2 separate regions of the Homo sapiens genome follow, and region 1 is linked to region 2. Evidence: read pairs that join two places in POLR2A ChIA-PET (ENCODE). Cell type or tissue: PC-3. All regions are shown on one strand. Links, peaks and the distances in the headings refer to the core of each region. The heading gives the core; the rest is flanking DNA.

Region 1 (2,918 bases), core at 274-2,773, 80 kb before region 2:
ACCATGCCCGGCTTTTTTGTATTTTTAGTACAGACAGAGTTTCACCATGTTGGCCAGGCAGGTCTTGAACTCCTGGCCTCATGTGATCCACCCACCTCGGCCTGCCACAGTGCTGGGATTACAGGCGTGAGCCACAGCACCTGGCTGCATTTATTATTTAAAACAAGCCCTGTGTTGTGGTCTTAGTCTAGCTGTACGAATGATGGAACAGAGGTTCAGAAAGGTCAGTAACTTGTTCAAGGTCACCAGGTCTTAAACAGTAGAGGTGGGATTCAAACCAAGTCTTTCCCCTGTGTCATGGGGTTGGTATGACTGGGGACACACAGGAATGGATGAGGGTGTCTTCAAGGTCTCATGCTGGGTGAACCAGGAGGTGGATGCACAGAAGCCGGAAAAGGCAAGGGGCACTGTAGCTGGCGCTGGGCACATGGGTTATTTCCAATAGATACTGGGTTGTGCCAGAGGACAGGATTGGAACGATAAATTTGATGACATCCAGTTGAAGGTAATAGTTTAAACCTAGTAGTGAATATGTTCTGAGGATGAATGACTCTGAGGAGAGAAGGCTAGTTTGGGCTGAGCAGGTGAGTCTAAAAGAGCCACACTAAACTTTATTAACTCTTTGGTAATTCTTTTACATCACGTAATCTGCTTTTCTTACAGTGTATTGGTGGGGCATCTGAGTAGCAAATATGTAAAGATATTATTTATGAGCATATTAAGGAGGAGAGAAATGAAATGCTTTTTTCAGTAGAGCTAAAAAAGCAAAAACAAAAAAATTGCTGTTTCCCTAACTCTTCTACTTTTAGTTAAAGCTTTTTTCAGCTCCTGAAAAGCAGACCACACCCTATAAAACAGACTGTACAGGGCATTAGTTCATTTCCCTTTTTATACTTCCAAAGCACAGTAACTGTTAAAACACCCAGTGAAGAAGCATGGCCACTGTCTTTCTCCAGAAGAAATAAAGTAGAAATATTAGTTGAAAGGAAATGTCAGTCTGATCTGTGAAGTTTTATGTTCAATTTTAATCATCCAGAAAGAAAACTTGAGCATCCTGACTTAAAAGCTTTTTTTGGATCATGTATATTTAAAAACACTTTTAATAGATAAATGATTTTTAGTTAATAGTTCCAGTTATAAACAATTTCTAGAATTGTAAGGGAATTAACCCAATATATGCATATTTCTAAATAATTTCTAGAATTATGAAGTGTCATATCTGGAAGGGGTATTTTGGCTAGATTTGTTATTTCCTGTGTTATTAACCTTATGTATAATTATGAGAGATTCCACACAAAGATGACAATTTTAAAAAATGAATAAATAAATTAGCAAGTTGAACAGTCTGATTTATGGAAGAAAAGCAAATTCTTTCTAATATTTGCTAAGGCAGAATTATTTTCCTAATGAAAGACACAATTTTAATTTTATGTGAAATCATCATAGATAAGAATCACTTTGTAAGAGCTGCATGTTAAATGCATCGAAAATTCCAATAAAAAATGAAACTTTAAAACATCCCATTTGCAAAATATCATGTCACTTTTCACTGCAGGAGAACAGCTTCCAATGGGTAACAAGTTTAAGTTGATTTTTTCTTGTTGTTAGCTCAGGCTTTGTTACTTATTTAGAGTGTTGTATAGTAATTTTTATCATGCGTCATCAGAAATACAATTTGTTAGAACAATGACTGTTGTGTGAGTGTAATTACATCTTCCTGTATGATTAAATGAGGGCTGTATGGGACCTTTACTCAGAGGTGGCAGCTGTAGCCAACCAAGTTCAGCCTATAAAAGAATTCCTGGGACTAACTGGTACTAATTGTTTGCAGAACAACCAGTGGGAGTAATATTCATGAATACTATGGAAATGAAATATTCCAAGACCAAATGCTTTAGCCCTTGTTTTTTACTTTATTGTGGTCAGATTATATTAATTGCATAATCAGGCCAAGTGAAGTGGGAGCTCTTGGTCTTTTGTTGTTTTTGGAAGAAAACTTAGCCTTCATCTATTCAGTCCTCTCATCTTATAAACAGGGAAATTGAGGCTTAGGGAGTAGTTGAAGGGTTATTTAAAGTCACCAAACTGTAATATACCCTGTCAGAGTTTTAAGTACACTCATATACCCCTGTCAGATTTTTAAGTACACTCTACCGTATACATGAGTATATTAGTTTGTAAATAGTGTACCTTATTACAATTTAAAAGATATTAGTTCTCAAGGTAAATATTATGAATATTCAAAACACAAACATTCAATTTTATTTTTTATTTTTTTGAGACAGAGTCTCTCTCTGTCACCCAGGCTGGAATAAAATGACACGATTATAGCTTACTGCAGCCTCGAACTTGTGGGCTCAAGTGATCCTCCTGCCTCAGCCTCCTAAAGTGCTAGGAGTACAGATGTGAGCCACGTGCCCAGCAACACTCAAATTTTTAAAGCATGAGAGAAGAAAAGAGGAAATAGATGGCATAATACTTTCTTCCCACATCCCAAAGATTGTTGGTATGTGCACCTCACTTTGGAGATTTAGGTCATTTAGGTCAAAAGAAACTTGCTATTGAGGAAAGAGAATCTGTAGAAGTAGGGTTTAAGATTTGCGGGGATGGGGAAGGGTTTGGGACACTCACTTTGGACATCTAGGTTAATCAGAGTTACTGCATAATGGCTCCCCTTCTATTTTGCTTCCCTTTATGTATGGGTTTGTTTAGACAAGGAGCAGCATGACTCTTGTATGTTGCCATAGCACATCAAATAGGAAAAAAAAATAGCTTGAAGAAGTTGGTGAGGAAGGAGCTATTTAAGTCAGAACTCTCAGAGTGACAAACTCAACTAAAATTAAATTTCACAAAAGTCAATTTATTAGCTTTCATAAACGATAACTGTAATCTCCTAGGGTGACAGTGGCCTCCGGCAT
Region 2 (2,918 bases), core at 239-2,738:
ATCACAGGCGTGCACCACCATGCCTGGCTGATTTTTTTATTTTTAGTAGAGACGGGGTTTCACCGTGTTGGCCAGGCTGGTCTTGAACTTCTGACCTCAGGTGATCTGCCCACTGCAGCCTCCCAAAGTGCTGGGATTATAGGCATGAGCCACTGCACCTGGCCAGCTAACTTTTTTTTTTTTTTGAGACAGAGTCTCACTGTGTCACCCTGGCTGGAGAGTGCAGTGGCATGATCTCGGCTCACTGCAACCTCTGCCTCCTGGGTTCAAGTGATTCTCCTGCCTCAGTCTCCGAAGTAGGTGGGATTATAGGTGCCTGCCACCACGCCCGGCTAATTTTTGTATTTTCAGTAGAGACAGGTTGGCCAGGCTGGTCTCAAACTCCTGACCTCAGGTGATCTGCCCACCTTGGCCTCCCAAAGTGCTGGGATTACAGGTGTGAGCCACCGCATCTGGCCGAGCTATCTCTTAATTGCACTTAACCAGCATTGTACCCAGCATTGACCTAAATGCCTAACACCAATTCGTTCGTTTAATCCTCAGAACTACCTCATGAGGGAGGACTCTTGTTTCTCCATTTTATAGACAAGGAAACTGAGGCACAAAAGGTTCATTGATATACACAAAGTTGTGTCATCATTGGAAGAGCCAGGCTTCAGAATTTTGGCTTTAAACTAGGAGACCAGTGGTTCTCAAAGCAGTGCATCACCTGGGCACCCCTTAGAAATGCAGACTCTCAGGCCCAACCCAGTCCCACCAGCTCAGAAACCATGGGGTGGAGCCGGGTGCAGTGGCTCACACCTGTAATCCCAGCACTATGGGAGGCCGAGGTGGGCGGATGACTTGAGGTCAGGAGTTGGAGACCAGCCTGGCCAACATGATGAAACCCCATCTCTACTAAAAATGCAAAAATTAGGTGGGCGTGGTGGTGGGTGCCTGTAATCCCCACTTCTCTGGAGGCTGAGGCAGGAGAATAGCTTGAACCCCAAGGGGCAGAGGTTGCAGTAGCAGAGATCATGTCACTGCACTCCAGCCTGGGTGACAGAGCGAGACTCTGTCTTGAAAAAAAAAAAAAAAAAAAAAAGAAACCATGGGGTGGGCCCTCAGAGTCTCTATGTTAATAAGCTCTCCTAGTGGCCTTGCTGCATCTCAAGTGGAAAACCACAGTGGAGGACAGTACTCCGCCTAATCATTGTTGAGTTTCTGCTCTATGCAAGGGCTATGTTGAATATTCTTTTACGTAGTCCTCACAAGAACCTTGTGTGTTAGGAGGCTTCGTTTCTGTTTTGTTTTGTTTTGTTTTGTTTTGTTTTGTTTTGAGACGGAGTCTCGCTCTTTCGCCCAGGGTGGAGTGCAGTGGCGCGATCTCGGCTCACTGCAGGCTCCATCTCCCGGGTTCACACCATTCTCCTGCCTCAGCCTCCCAAGTAGCTGGGACTGTAGGCGCCCGCCACCACACCCGGCTAATTTTTTGTGTTTTAAGTAGAGACGGGGTTTCACCGTGTTAGCCAGGATGGTCTCGATCTCCTGACCTCATGATCCGCCCACCTCAGCCTCCCGAAGTGCTGGGATTACAGGCGTGAGCCCCCATGCTTGGCCAATGAGTGCATTTTTTAAGAGGATTGAGGAATTGTTGAAAAATGCCAGAGAGATGTTATCACTCAAGCTTGTCTCACTCAGCCTTCTGTTCTGGGCTGTGAGGCTGTTTGACCACTAGGGGCTCGCCATCCATGAAAGTAGCTTTGCCCTTCCCTTATTCCATTCTTGACTATCAGCTTCCTAAAGGACTAGGGCATGGGCCACAACACTTCTAATCTTTGTGGTAAGATCTGGCTGACAAGTTTACCGTAAATCATTTAAAACTTATTTTAAAATTGACTTCATACCTTTCCTGAATTGTGGAAAGTTACTTTGTTTTGTAATTATAAGATTTTTAGTTTGAACAATAATAAAAAATTTTGTGCCTGTTTTAAAACCTGCTCTGTTGTGGTAGTTTCCTAAAATGTGAACAGTTATTCTTAAAATAATGTATTTTTACAAGTTTATTAAGTAAAACCAGAAGAGTCTTAAGTAGCATTGAAAGTATTTAAAAATATGCATAACTTAGTAATTACAATGTTTTTGTTTTTGATAGCAATTCAGAGTCCATAAACTCCCAAAGCTATGCTGGTTTTAGTTGAATGCTTTATTAATTACTTTGCCTGACTTCTTTACCCCTTTTCTTCACCCACTGAATTCCTTTCAATGCCAAGCTTCATATAATCTAAAATGCTAGATTTTTTGCAGTGCCTTCCTGTAGACAGCCTCATTGTCAGCAGAACATGCCTATTAAGGTGTGCTGAATTGTTTTTTTTTCTCCCCAACATTTTATTTGAAAAGTGTTAATTTGGCCAGGCGCAGTGGCTCACACCTGTAATCCTAGCACTTTGGGAGGCCGAGGCGGGTGGATCACCTGAGGTCAGGAGTTCGAGACTAGCCTGGCCTACATGGTGAAACCCTGTCTCTACTAAAATACAACAATTAGCTGGGCATGGTGGTGGGCACCTGTAATCCCAGCTACTTGAGAGGCTGAGGCAGGAGAATCACTTGAACCTGGGAGGCAGAGGTTGCAGTGAGCTGAGATCATGCCCCTGCACTCCAGCCTGGGTGACAAAGCAAGATTCTGTCTCAAAAAAAGAAAGAAAAAGAAAATGTTAATTTTATAGCAAATAAACATATAACCTTCATCTAGTTTTACCAGTTGTTAACATTTTGCCACACTTTCTTTTTCCTCCTCCTTTTTTTTTCTTTCCTTCTACTCCATCACCCTTCCTGTTACCTCTCTCAGTGGGTTTTTTGGTACTATTTAAGTAAGTTGCAGGCAACTCACCATTACCCATAAATATTTCAGAGGTATCTTCCAAAGATAAGAACATTCT

Evidence for each region. ChIA-PET counts read pairs that join two places held together with the same protein. Peaks named below come from ENCODE experiments on the same cell type or tissue, not always from the same donor. Only the 100,000 strongest peaks of a DNase experiment are listed, where the experiment ranks them.
Region 1: POLR2A ChIA-PET joins it to region 2 with 7 read pairs; 2 of 35 experiments call an interaction of 5 or more read pairs at or near these places.

What each region holds. Positions count from the first base shown.
Region 1 is chr9:69,141,743-69,144,660 of GRCh38, forward strand. It overlaps a transcript of TJP2 not described here. Among named protein-coding and RNA genes, the nearest start is that of TJP2, 31 kb to the right of the region's middle. In PC-3, for the core only: no CTCF peak of the experiment used is centred there; no DNase peak of the experiment used is centred there; H3K27ac peaks cover 400 bases.
Region 2 is chr9:69,222,008-69,224,925 of GRCh38, forward strand. All of the region lies in intron 5 of TJP2 (tight junction protein 2), which reads left to right. Among named protein-coding and RNA genes, the nearest start is that of TJP2, 49 kb to the left of the region's middle. In PC-3, for the core only: a CTCF peak has its summit at 1,709; a DNase peak (open chromatin) is centred at 1,704.